Linked DNA regions of Homo sapiens: region 2 is linked to region 1. Evidence: chromatin contacts called from ENCODE Hi-C or POLR2A ChIA-PET data. All regions are on one chromosome and are shown on one strand. The core of a region is the stretch at or near the end of the contact, and the rest is flanking DNA. Distances in the headings are between cores, read along the strand shown. Region 1 overlaps MAN1C1 (mannosidase alpha class 1C member 1). Region 2 holds the start of MTFR1L (mitochondrial fission regulator 1 like).

Region 1 (5,788 bases), core at 2,261-4,760:
TCCCCTCCAACCAACACTGGGATTACCACTCAGAGCGGTGGGCGTCTCCTGGGACCACACGGGGGCTGGGGATTTTTCTGAGGGGTGCAGTTTGCGCACGGGGTGGAACCAGGCATCAGAAGGCCTGGGTTCCAGCCCAGGATCAATTCCTCATGTGCAGTGTGACTTTGGCTAAGTCACTTCCCCTCTCTGGGCTGACTCCACTTCTCTGTGTAGAATGAGGAGCCAGGCTCAGGCTCTCAAATGTGACCTCTGATTCTAGCATCGGACAATTCAGTGGTGAGTGGTGGGTGGGGAGGACCAAGCTCTCAGGCTTTCCGGTGATCATGGGTCAAAGAGGGCGACTAAACAGGTGGGAGCAGGAGGCGGTGAAACCCCCTCTAAGGAGGGTGCCGGGGGAAAGGCAGAGGCACATTTGAAAGTAGGAGACTCAGGGTGGGACATGTGCCGGGCTCAGGAAGCCGCCGTTTCTGCCTCCGGGGCTGGAGGATCCTTTACTCTGTGCCCCTCTCAAGGGACCTTGGCCAAGTAATCTCTGAGCCTCAGTTTCCTCATCTGTGTGGTGAGGTTCAGTGATGTTGTGTCAAGTGCGGAAGAGTACCAGGTACATGCAAAGCGCTTCCTGTGTCTGTACTAGTTTCCCTTTCATTCAGGGTATGGTCTCGGAGCCTGGAGAGTACCTCTCTCAAATTCTACTTAACTTCCAAGGGGAGGCTTCCCTAAGGCCATGTGCTCCCTTCGCTCACTGCTGCCGGTCTTTCCAGTTCTTCCTGGTGTCTAGCCTCAGTCTCTCCTGCTGCCCCTTCCCCTTGCAGGGTTACCTGAGCGGGCGTATGACTCGTGACACGTCTTGGTGATCTGGGCTGCGAGCTCTCGGTAGTGGGCCCTCTTTTCTTCCTTGGCATCCTCGGCGCCAAGGGCGATCATGCCCCCGGAGAAACAGGCCAGGTGCCCCATCTTGTGGTCCAGAATCCCCCCTCGCCACTCGGCAATGTAGGTCAGCCCCCCGGGAGAGACATTCAGCAAGTAGGTCTCTATCGCCTGGGAGCAAGGTGGGGATTGGGCAGGGAGAAGGGGCGTGGGAGGGCACAGAGAAGGGGGGGAAAGGATGGAAAATGAACATTTTGGAGACAGTAGCAAGGGCAGCTCTGCCAAGCCCTCCATCCCAGGCAAAGGAGGCCCATTGATCTCTGCTGGTCAAGATGCCTGCCAGGGCACAGGAGGGGCTGCTATTCGCTGGGAGGCTCAGACACAGGGCAGCTCCCCAGGGCAAGTCTCTTACACAGCCTTTAAAATCTTCCATGTTTTAAAAAACGTTAAAAAATATTTTAAGGTGATCCTCCTCCTCCATTATGTCCTCTGTTTGATCTTAACCAGAAGCCCAGCTGGCCTGTGGATGGGCTTCAGGGGTCCAGGCCCTTAAAACTGTACCCAACACTTTCTGGTGGATGTGCATCTTTATGGGAAGAGTGTCCATCTATTCTTACCAGTTTCTCAAAAAGAACCTGCAGAAAATTAAGAGCTGTTCTCTAGGAGTATCTTGTCACACGTTTCCTCATTTAATGCCTACAGCAAGCCAGGCACCTGGGCTGCCGCGCCCTACACAGACAAATGGGAGGTGTGGCAGCTTGTCCCAGGCCACCCAGCCACACCAGCCTAGAAACAAGACCCCACAATGTCCAGAGCTCTGCTTCTTCCACTACCTGATGGCCATGCCTTTTGGTGGGAAGGGAGGTGATGCTGTTGTAAAGACTCTGGGATGTCGGGGGCGTGAGGGGGTCAGACTGCTCTCACCCCAGGAGCCCTGGGGACCAAGGGGAGGGAGGAAGCTGCTCACACAGTCTCGAGGCCAGACTCCATGGGCTGGTGGGGCCTGGCCCATGGCTGGGGTCCTCTGGGGCCCTTCCAGGCCTCTGCCTCCACTTTCACCCCTCCAATCTACTCTCCAGGGGGTCTCTGTACTCTGCAATTAACAAACCGGATCATATCATCTGCCTGCTTAGAACCTTCAGTGGTTTCCAAGTGCCCTTATGTGAAAACACCAGAGGGGCCTCCAAGACTCCACGATCTGGACCTTGAGGGTGGACCTGATTCTATGGACATGGCTCTGGGGCACAGACTCATCAGGTTCAAATTTCATCTCCACCAGTTCCACGCTGTGTGACACTGGGCAGGTTGTATGTTCTCTCTGTGCCTCAGTTTCCTAACGTGTAAACTGGGGATAAGAGCATTAACTGCCTCATAGGGTTGTGAGAATTAAATGAGATATGCCTGCAGGACTTGGCCTATTTCCCAGCACAGAGCGAGTCCCCACTAATTACTGACCCCTATGATTCCACTCTAGTCTGTCTCCTGCCCCTCCCTCCTCACACCCTACCTCACCTACACTGGCCTTTTTTCACTCAGGTACCCTCCTGGCTTACAATATCTCGGCAGCCATGTAATATTTCCTTGGTGTCAGCGCTGTGCTAGGTACTGGGGCTACAGGTGTGCTGGAGAGGAGCCTGGACTCTGCCTCAGGGAGCTCACCCATTAGTGCAGAGAATTCCCAACAAAACCAAATATATATGAGAGGTGCAATTCGTTTTGTTTTGAGACACAGTCTTACTCTGTCACCCAGGCTGAAGTGCAGTGGCATGATCTTGGCTCACTGCAACCTCCGCCTCCCAAGTTTAAACCATTCTCGTGCCTCAGCCTCCCAAGTAGCTGGGTAATTATAGGCGTGTGCCACCACCCCCGGCTAATTTTTGTATTTTTAGTAGAGATGGGGTTTCACCATGTTGGCCAGGCTGGTCTTGAACTCCTGACCTCAGGGGATCCACCCACCTCGGCCTCCCAAAATGTTGGGATTACAGGCGTGAGCCACCACAACTGGCTGAGAGGTACAATTTGTGATCAGCATTTTGAATAAAACAAAGTGAGAGGATGAGATTAAAAAATGCAGGGGTATGCGGGGAGGGGCTGGACGCAGTGGCTCACGCCTGTAATCCCAGCACTTTGGGAGGCTGAGGCAGATGGATCATTTGAGCCCAGTAGTTTGAAACCAGCCTGGGCAACATGGCAAAAACCCATCTCTACTAAAAATATAAGAATTAGCCAGGCACGGTAGTGCATACCTGTAGTCCCAGCTACTTGGGAGGCTGAGGTGGGAGAATCACTTGAATCCAGGAGGCAGAAGTTGCGGTGAGCCAAGATTGCACCACTGCACTCCACTCTGGGCAATAGAGTGAGACTCTGTCATAAAAAAACAAACAAACAAAAAACCCAAGAAAACAAAACAAAACAAAAAAAACTGGGGTGGGGGCAGTGCTGTACTTTGCAGAGGGAGGTCAGGGAAAATCTCTCTGCAAAGGTGACATTCTTGAAAGCTGCATTTTTCTTCCTGCTTCGGGGCTTAGCTGGTGCTGCGCCTCCTTCCTGCATGCTCCAGCCCTGACTCTGCTAACCCCACCTCCTCCAGAATGTCACTTCCTTGGAGAGAATGCCCCAATTTAAACCAGCACTGCCACTGCCATTACCTATGGGCCCCTGTCACCCTTCTACATGGTGCCATTCCTACTTGGCATCTGTTTCTGTTGTATATCTGTCTCTCTCTCAGACTCTGAGTGCCGTGTGACAGCAGAAGCCACCAGCAGCAGCCTCCAGCCAGTGCCCGACACACAGAAGATGCTCAAGGAACACTCGCTCACTCCTGGGTCTGTTTTTTCCTTTTTTCTCTCCTGTCAGGGCCCAGGGCTGGTGGGCTGGCTGCAGGACCCACACTGAGTGGCAGATGGAAAAGCGCTGACAATGTGACATGCCAGGGCACCTGCTCCACATGGGGGAGTGCTGAGGACACCTGCAGAGCAGCCGGGCTGCAGGCAGGGGTCTGCTCTGGGCCCGGCCTGGCTCCCGGGCAGAGCCATGTCCCTGGCAGCTGCTCGGCGTCACTAAGCCTGCGGTGCAGGGGAGGAGTGTCAGGGCTCAGAAACCTGGGTCCGAGTCACCAGTTGTCAACACTTTGGAGAGAACACAGACATCTGAGGGAGACCTCAGGATGCTGCGCACCAGACCTGGCACCTGCACCTTCCAGACCGCCTCCCACACATTATTTCCACTGGGGGTTGGCCCCAAGCTAAGTAATTGCAGTCAAGAGGAAATTATAAACCACTGCCTCTTTGAAGACACAACTGAGACACGCAGATGCAAAGATAAAAAACAAGGCTTTCTAAAACAAAACACAAGACAGTGCAGGCTGGCAGACGACTGGTAAAAGGTTTAAATCACAGCAAGCAGCGGTGCAAGGAGCTAAGTGGGGCACAAGACCAGGGTTTTTTTTTTTTAATGTATTAACAAAAATATTTGTGCTGTTCCTTGTGGAGCAGGGCTAACCCATAGGCAGTGAGCCCAGCGTGGCGAGAGGCCTGGGTTTGAATCTCAGCTCTGCGATTTAGGAGCTAGATGACCTTGGGCAAGTTATTTCACTTTAATGAAGACTCACTTTGCTCATCTATAAAATGGGAGTAATGATTCCTGGGTTGGTTGTGAGGATTAAAGGAGAGGATATTCGAAGCCTGGCTCAGTGCCTGGCGCTGGCTGTTCCTTCCTTTGCCGCCTGCAGGAGCCCCATCTGAGCACTCGCGGGAGGGGTTTCAGGCAAGCCAGGCCCCTCTGTGATTTGGCTGCTGGTAAGTAGAGGCCAGCCCAATGGATCTGGAGTCAGACCCGTGTTTGTGTCCTGGCTCTGACACTTGTTGCTATATGGACCTTGGGCCTTTCTGACCCTCAGTTTCGTCATCTGTAAGATGGGGGCTAAATAAGATGAGGTACTTAGAGCACTAGCTCAGAGGAGGCCAAAGTGACCAAAGCTCTTCCTGTTCTTCTTCTTTGTCTCCTGCCGTGACACTCAGGGGTGTGCCCAGTCCGATCTGTCTGACCCTCCCCGGTCCATCCCAGCTGGACACTGGTCTAACCTGGTGGTTTTCTGACCCCAGGTGCACAACAGAATTGTGGAAGGAACTTTTTAAAAATCTCAGATTGGGATTTATTGGCCTGGGGTGAGGCTAGACATGGGATTTTTAAAGCTCTCCAGGTGATCCTAAGGTGCAGGCAGGGGTGAAGGTCTTTGGTGGGTGGTTCCCAACCCTGACTATACACGAAATCCCAAGGAGGTTTATGTGTGGCCCGGGCCCAGTGCCCAGAGGTTCTGAGTCAGGGGTGCAGTCTGAACATCAGGACTTTGCAGCTCCCTAGGTGATTTTAACATGGCAACAAGGTTGAGAACCACCAGAAAATTCTTCAAAACCCCAAACTTGCCAGAGGCCCAGCCTTCACCCAGGGTCAAAGATGCTCCAGGCTCTTCACTGGGAAGATCAAATGCAGAGAGCAAAGCCTCTTCTATTCAAAGTTCTCTCCTACAAAATCAAGTGCTCTGAGTTTCCTTAAATAATTCATGGCCATTTCTTCCCTTGATGGCTCAACTACTGTGTGCCCTGAGGGCAGGGAGCCTGGCTGCTCATTAACTTTATGTTTACTCTGCAAGGGAAGGCAGAAAGGGCCTCTGGGCAGCACACTCCGGCCACCACCAGCTGCACACTAATTCTCTGACCGGGGCTCTGGTCTGAGCTCAGCCAAAGACAGGAGTGAACAAGACTGGGACCCAGACTGAGATGGGACTGCAGTCCCAGAAGCTGCTTCATGACTGAGGTCTTGTGCCAGGGAGCTGAGCAGGGAAAAATCATTACTGAGCCTACAGTTTAAAGGGTCCATGGCTCTAGCAGTCCGTTTCAATGTGTGTCTTTTAAGCACC
Region 2 (6,120 bases), core at 3,351-5,850, 44 kb before region 1:
CTTCATTTCTGTTTCTACCTGGGCCCACATCCTTTCATGCACATATTTCTATCTCCTCTGTGTGGGTAGAAAGCACAAGTATTTCTTTTGTATCCCAGCTCTCCAAATGCACACATCTGAACCATATAGTTTGGGGCTGGTGCTTAACCATTTAGTTCCTAGAGGGAGGCAGCTGGGACTAATAAATGCTACTTAGCTTTCTACCACAGAAGGGGTCTCAAGAGACCTGGGCCAGGTAGGAATCTCTGCTGCTGAGTGGGTGCTAAAGGATCCCTAGACACAGAGGTAAGACCAAAGCACCCCAGTAAAGGATGCCCAGATTGGCCAAAAAGAGAAGGCTGAGGAATTATGGCCTCAGAGAAACACTAAAAATAGTGGAGCTGGGCATGGTGGCTTGTGCCTGTAATCCCAGCTACATAGGAGGCTGAGGCAGGAGGACTGCTTGAGCCCAGGAGTTTAAGACCTAGCCTGGGCAACATAGGGAGACCTCATCTCAAAAAATAATAAAATAAAAATACTGGCTACATGGTCAATTCTTAGGGCTGGTGAAGAAAAGCAGAGTTCAACTCAAAAATCACAATAGTCAGTGTCCCATGTGGGGGACCTGTCAGGTTCCTTGTGGTCACAGGTTTGTATGCACTCAGGAGGACACAGTGACCAGGATATCTTATAAGCATTTAACAAATATTTCATAACAGAATGAAAAGTGACCAGGAAACAACCTACTTGGGCAGTACCAAGGGGTTTGGGGCACAGAAGCAGCACTGTCTGAGCCTCTACTCTCCTGCCCTTCCAACATACTCACCTCAAAGGACGCCCGGGCACACGGCTTCAAGGGTAGGTTGGTCCCAATTCTTCTTACTACACTTCGAGCAGCCCCATGTGGCTTGTTTTGCCAGATTGGGATGGTCTGGAGCAAAGAGACGGAGACAGCTACAACCCCAGAGAATGAATCCAACTACTGTCCTTGTCCTCTCCTCTCTAGGTTTGTGGAGACTGAATTCCACAAACCTAGGGACAGGGCACTCTCTAGGGGCAAGTCAACTCTCAATTATAGTGAGGGCAGGTTCCCCAGTTGCCAGCCTACACCCTGGCCAGCCACCCAAGGGAATACCTGCTGCTGCTAAGGCAGTCAATGTTGGGAGGGTCAGGGAAGGGGAGAGGAAGTAGCTGAGTGTAGAGATTATCCAGGCTTTCCTTCCCGTCCTCTGTACAGAAAGGCAGACATACACTGACTCCTGAAGTGCCCCAGGATCATAGTTGGTTCTTCTTAGGGGGAGGGAGTGAAACGGTGGCCTTGCTCCAATTCCAGGCCTCTGGAGAAAGGAGTGCTCAACTGGAGAGTCTCAGAACCTTTTACAGTACTTCAGCAGGCCCAGCACCCAACCTTCCCCACCATACCCCTGCCCTGGGAATGCCCCTTACCACAGTGGCTTCCATTCCTGACATTTGAACCAGCTCCTGCACTTGAAGGACAAGGCAGCCACTGGGCAGCTCCGGGAGGCGGGAGGCGTGACTCCTTCATATCAGGCCATCTGGAGGAGCACCAGATTTCCCTCTTGTGAAACAACCCCCCACAGTGGGGATTTAATGGTCACCACACAAGCCCCAAAAAACCAGGCCCTGCAGAGCCATGACTTCACAGGGGAGAAAACCAGCCCAAGAGGCTGCCCTCACCCAACACTTAGCTCTAAGTCCAGACTCTTAAAGGTTCTGTTAAAGATCTGCGGCCAGGCGCAGTGGCTCACATCTGTAATCCCAGCACTTTGGGAGGCCGAGGTGGGCGGATCACGAGGTCAGGAGAGCGAGACCATCCTGGCTAACACAGTGAAGCCCTGTCTCTACTAAAAATACAAAAAATTAGCCAGGTGTGGTGGCGGGCACCTGTAGTACCAGCTACTTGGGAGGCTGAGGCAGGAGAATGGCGTGAACCCAGGAGGCAGAGCTTGCAGTGAGCCGAGATCACGCCACTGCACTCCAACCTGGGTGACAGAGCGAGACTCCGTCTCAAAAAAAAAAAAAAAAAAAAAAGATTTGCCTAGTGAGCTTGGCCAACCCAAGAGCCTTCCTGGGCTCTCAGGTTTCTTGAGGCAAAACTTCTAAAGATGCAAATAGAATCCTTGGTAGCTACAAAGCTCATCTAGCCAAATTATAAGTACTATCCAAGCCCAGGATTCATTCTTGAAGATGAGATGTAAAAGCACTGCTGGGCCCTTGCAAAGGGAGAGATCAGAGAAAATAGGAGAACGAACACCAGCTCATGCCAATCTCAGTCTCATGAGCTACAGAGAAAAAGAGCCAAAAAAGTTTATCCTGGCTCAGCCACCTTCTGGCTTTGTAGCTACAGGCAAGTTATTTAACTTTTCTGAATGTTGGTTTTTCCATCTGGAAAAAGGAGACAGGAAAAGCTGCCACTGGAGGCTACCTTAAGGGTCAATGAGTGAAATGGGGTTGAGTGCTTAATGAACTGTTAAAACATGACACAGATGGGTGAGGTGACATCTGACTGCTCTTCACAGCAGTCCTTGCATGGTGAGCAGATGCAATCAGTGTGCTCGTTCATTCACTTGTTCATCAAACACCAACAGTACCCACTTGTGCCAGGCCTTGTGCTGGGCACCGTAGGGGCTATGGAAGGAGTAAGACACAGTCATGCTCTCAAGGAACTCGCTGTCCAGCAGAGTGATAGGACATGAATACATACTTCTAGCAAAGGCTGAGTAGCATTAGGCAGGTGGCCAGATGAGGTCAGAGCTCTGGCCCTAGTGCCCTGTAGTAAGTTGCGAGGGAGTAGGAAATGAAGACAAAACAGCAAGAGCACAGGTCCAGCACAAGAAGGTGAAGGACATGGAAAGAGGAGCAGAGCATGATAAAGCTACAAAAGTAGGGGGCAAGTCATGAGGTCCGGGTCACTGGGGAGCCCTGGACAGGCTCTGAATGGGAGATAGACTAGACTGACAAAGCAGCTCTTTCTGGAGACCTCCTGTGGAGGGTCCCCTCTTCTACCCTTGGGAGACGAGGTGTCATTCACTTCACGATACACATGGGGAAAGGAAGTTGGACAGGGGAAGGCACTTGTCTAAGGTCACTCAGTGGTCATGCCAGTGCAAAGCACCCAAAGCCTGGTCCAGGTCCTGCCACCTCCTGCGTGGGCTCCATCTTCTCGGCTCAGTTCAAGCCTTTATTATCAGAGTCCCTCTGTGTGCCAGGCTCTGTGCTGAATGTCCGTGTCGGCCACAAATTGCACTAACGGTGCTTACTGCCACTTCCTCTCCGACCTTACCTCCAAAGACCCAGCCGGGCCTAACCCTCACACACAGCCAGAGGAATCCTTCCCAAACACAGTTAATCACATCGCTCATCCGTTTAAAACTGGCTTACTAGAGCCAACACAGGATAAAATCCACAATCAGTCCCAAACCCATCTTTCTCTGCCGTCTCTAGACCACATTCACTGAGCACCAAGGCCTGCACGCTTCGCAGCCAGCCCTCCTGCTCTCCCCCTTGCCCTCCAGCCACACTGGCCCTCAACCCCCAACACTGGGCCCACCTCTGAGCCCTGCATCAAACACCAGCACCCCCTTCGCCGAGCTCATTCTTCATCATTCCTCAGAGCTCAGCTTAAGCATCACCTTCCTTCCCTGCGACAGGGTCAGGTCCTTTCCTGTGCGCTCCGCAGCACCCTGCCTGTCCCTCGGAGTCCTCGCGAGAGGAACTAGATAACTGTGATCCCCGCGCACAGCACGGTGTCTGCCTAGGACACAGTGAGCGCTTCAACGCGCTGAACTAAACGAATGAAGGGGAACACCAACTCAGCTGTCACCCCCGCCCCCAAGTGTCACTGGCTAGAAGATCTTCCCCCGGTTCGCCGGCAGCACCGGTGGGTCTTGTCACCTCTGCGCCCCGCAGCCCTCCGGAGGCTGCAGTTGCTGTCTGCTGACAGGCGTCCCCTCAGGAGAACGGGAGCTCCTCCAGCGCAGGGCCCTGCTCAGCACCCCTGGTCCCGGGGGCCCCCACGGAGGCCGCCGCGCTCAGTGAAACTTTGCCGCGCGCAGCAGTGGCCGGAGACCCGCGCGGACCCTCTCCCCGCGGGGACCCGCCAGGGCGAGTCGCCCCTCCCCCGCGGCAGACGACCCGACCTGGGCCAAGGTCGGCCAAGTGCTCGCCGCCTGCCCAGCGGCCCTTGGACCCACAGGACCCGGACCCGAGTGCGCGGAAGCCTCCGAGCCGCGGCCAGGTCTCAGAATGCGCGGCGGGGCAGCCCGGCCCGTCAAGCAGCGAAGCCGAAACTAGAAGCCTGAGGTCTGGCTTGGTCACTGTTTGCTGGGGAACTCCGACGAGCAACTACCCTTCGGGGACTCAGTTTCCCCCGGGCCAAGTGAGACGGACAGCTGCGGCTCCCGCGAGAACTCGCGCGGGAACAGGAGCTGCGGGCTCCGCACAGCGCCCGGCACGTAGACCCAGTCTACTAACGGGCTGGAAGGTCGCGCTCCCGCCTCCGCGCCTCCCTAGAACCTTTCTCACCTCAAGCTCGGGCTCCCGGACTCTCTCACCTCACGGCCCCTCCTTCCACCTTGGGCCGCCCAGCCTCAACCGCCCTCACTTCCGCTGACCCGCCCCCCGGAAGCGATCCTCCGCAGCTGCGCACCGAGGCGCACCTCCGCGCACCCTCAGGAGGCGGGTCCAGCTCGGTGGCGAGGGGAGCGCGGCCCCCGAGTGGGCGAGGCGCTGGCGGCTGTAGGCTCCGATACCGCGGAGCACACTCCCCTCCATCGAGACCGTGCCCCCGCGGGGTCTGTGTCCCCGGGAGGAGTTGGCTGCGTTTGGAGATCCCTCGGCCTGGTATTCGTCGCGTCTCCCTGCTTGTTGCTCTCCACGTTTAGCCCCATCCGACTTCTGGAAGCCCAGGGGTGTGTCGCTCGACCCCTAAAATATGCTCCTACCCCTAGGGCAAACTTCAGAATCCTCACCCTGGCCCCCTTCCCAGTTCTTGGTTCCCAGGCAGGTCCCTTTGCAAAGCCTCTCTCCAGCAAGAATGCGCAGAATGGGCCTCTTTCTCCTCTTGACTCCTGCCCTCCAGCACTTTGCAGCTTTCTTCTATTTTAGCCTCTCTCTCTCTCTCTCACACACACACACACACACACACACACACACACACACACACACGGTATATTCAATGAGTTTGCTTATTAGATGGGTACTTGATGTACAAGACTCCAGAGGCTCTGTGGGAAGAGCCACATTCCTTCCAGGCTCACTAACCCACTCCCTCTTTGTGCTCCAGCCCTCACTGTCTTGGTCTGTGGCATGCAGTTCCTGGGTCACATTTCCTTCTCTGCCTTCAGCACAGCCTCGGGCTGTGCCTGGCTCCCAGGCTGGAGTTCCTTGGTTCCAAAGCCTGCAGTCCCCTCTGCCAGAGACAGAGCTGGTTTCATGGGTGAACAGCCCATGCAGTCACAACGGGCCGCATGCTCAGAATCCTGTACTTGGTTTAGTACTTTGCTGTTGCCGTCTTGAAATGATTTTCTAATAGGGGTTCTTGTGTTTTCATTTTGCACGGGGCTGTGCAAATTATGTGACTGGTCCTGGCTAGAGACCTCAGAGGTCGTCCACCCTGATCTCCACCATATCTCAAACGCTGAAGATTGACTTCCAGGTCTGGCCCTCTTCCCAGGATGGCACATTGTGTTTTAATCATTACCTTTCCCTCCTGTGCGATGGCGGATCATGCAAGTCCACGCTGGCTGTCTGTCCTGGGTGTAGATGCTGATTTGGTGTCCCACTCAGATCCCCTTGCAGGAAGAACGGAGCTCCCTACCTGGGAATTTCCTTCACCTCCCAAGCCAATGACTGATAAAAGGTCCAAAAGGCCAGTTCAGCTCTGCAGTGTGGTTTATGCCCCACAGCTCTTCCACTGTGGGTCAGGCCAAGGCTGGGCTGAGACTGTTCCTGCTCAGCATTTTTCCTTTCCCTCTTCTGCTTCCTTCCTTCTTTTACTGGTTTTTCTGGAAGTACACTCCCCCCCAGCCCCACCAAACAAACAAAACAAACAAACAAAAAAACACTTCATGCCTGTCTCAGGCTCTGCTTTTAAGACAATGATTTTAACTCCCAGATCTC

The links. A loop is a pair of places that touch in the nucleus more often than their neighbours do. ChIA-PET counts read pairs that join two places held with the same protein, here RNA polymerase II (POLR2A). Pooled maps may share reads with other maps.
Region 2: a loop to region 1 is called in a map of CD8-positive, alpha-beta T cell, with 7 times the contacts of the local background. The contact joins the promoter of MTFR1L here to the enhancer-like site in region 1. A Hi-C loop is called at or near these places in 3 of 168 maps with a recorded cell type or tissue (CD8-positive, alpha-beta T cell, naive thymus-derived CD4-positive, alpha-beta T cell and transverse colon) and 5 of 50 pooled maps. POLR2A ChIA-PET finds 5 or more read pairs at or near these places in 13 of 52 experiments (B cell, CD4-positive, alpha-beta T cell, CD4-positive, alpha-beta memory T cell and 10 more).

Annotation. Positions count from the first base shown.
Region 1 is chr1:25,773,358-25,779,145 of GRCh38, reverse strand. It overlaps MAN1C1 (mannosidase alpha class 1C member 1), which reads right to left. Exons shown (of 12, transcript NM_020379.4): 9 at 822-1,041. Among named protein-coding and RNA genes, the nearest start is that of SELENON, 24 kb to the left of the region's middle. RefSeq lists enhancers at 3,777-3,946, 4,117-4,266. Within about 2 kb of position 3,510, at least 6 of the 41 ENCODE cell types and tissues checked have a DNase peak (open chromatin) inside an H3K27ac peak, as active enhancers do; they include CD4-positive, alpha-beta T cell, CD8-positive, alpha-beta T cell and OCI-LY7, where a contact is called at or near this core.
Region 2 is chr1:25,818,434-25,824,553 of GRCh38, reverse strand. MTFR1L (mitochondrial fission regulator 1 like) reads right to left here and starts at 4,600. Exons shown (of 7, transcript NM_001099625.2): 1 at 4,525-4,600; 2 at 1,426-1,535; 3 at 806-910. The coding sequence starts at 1,449. It overlaps LOC646471 (a long non-coding RNA gene), which reads left to right and starts at 948. Exons shown (of 1, transcript NR_024498.1): 1 at 948-4,600. RefSeq lists enhancers at 3,805-3,894, 4,275-4,414, 6,057-6,120 and silencers at 4,005-4,174, 4,625-4,814.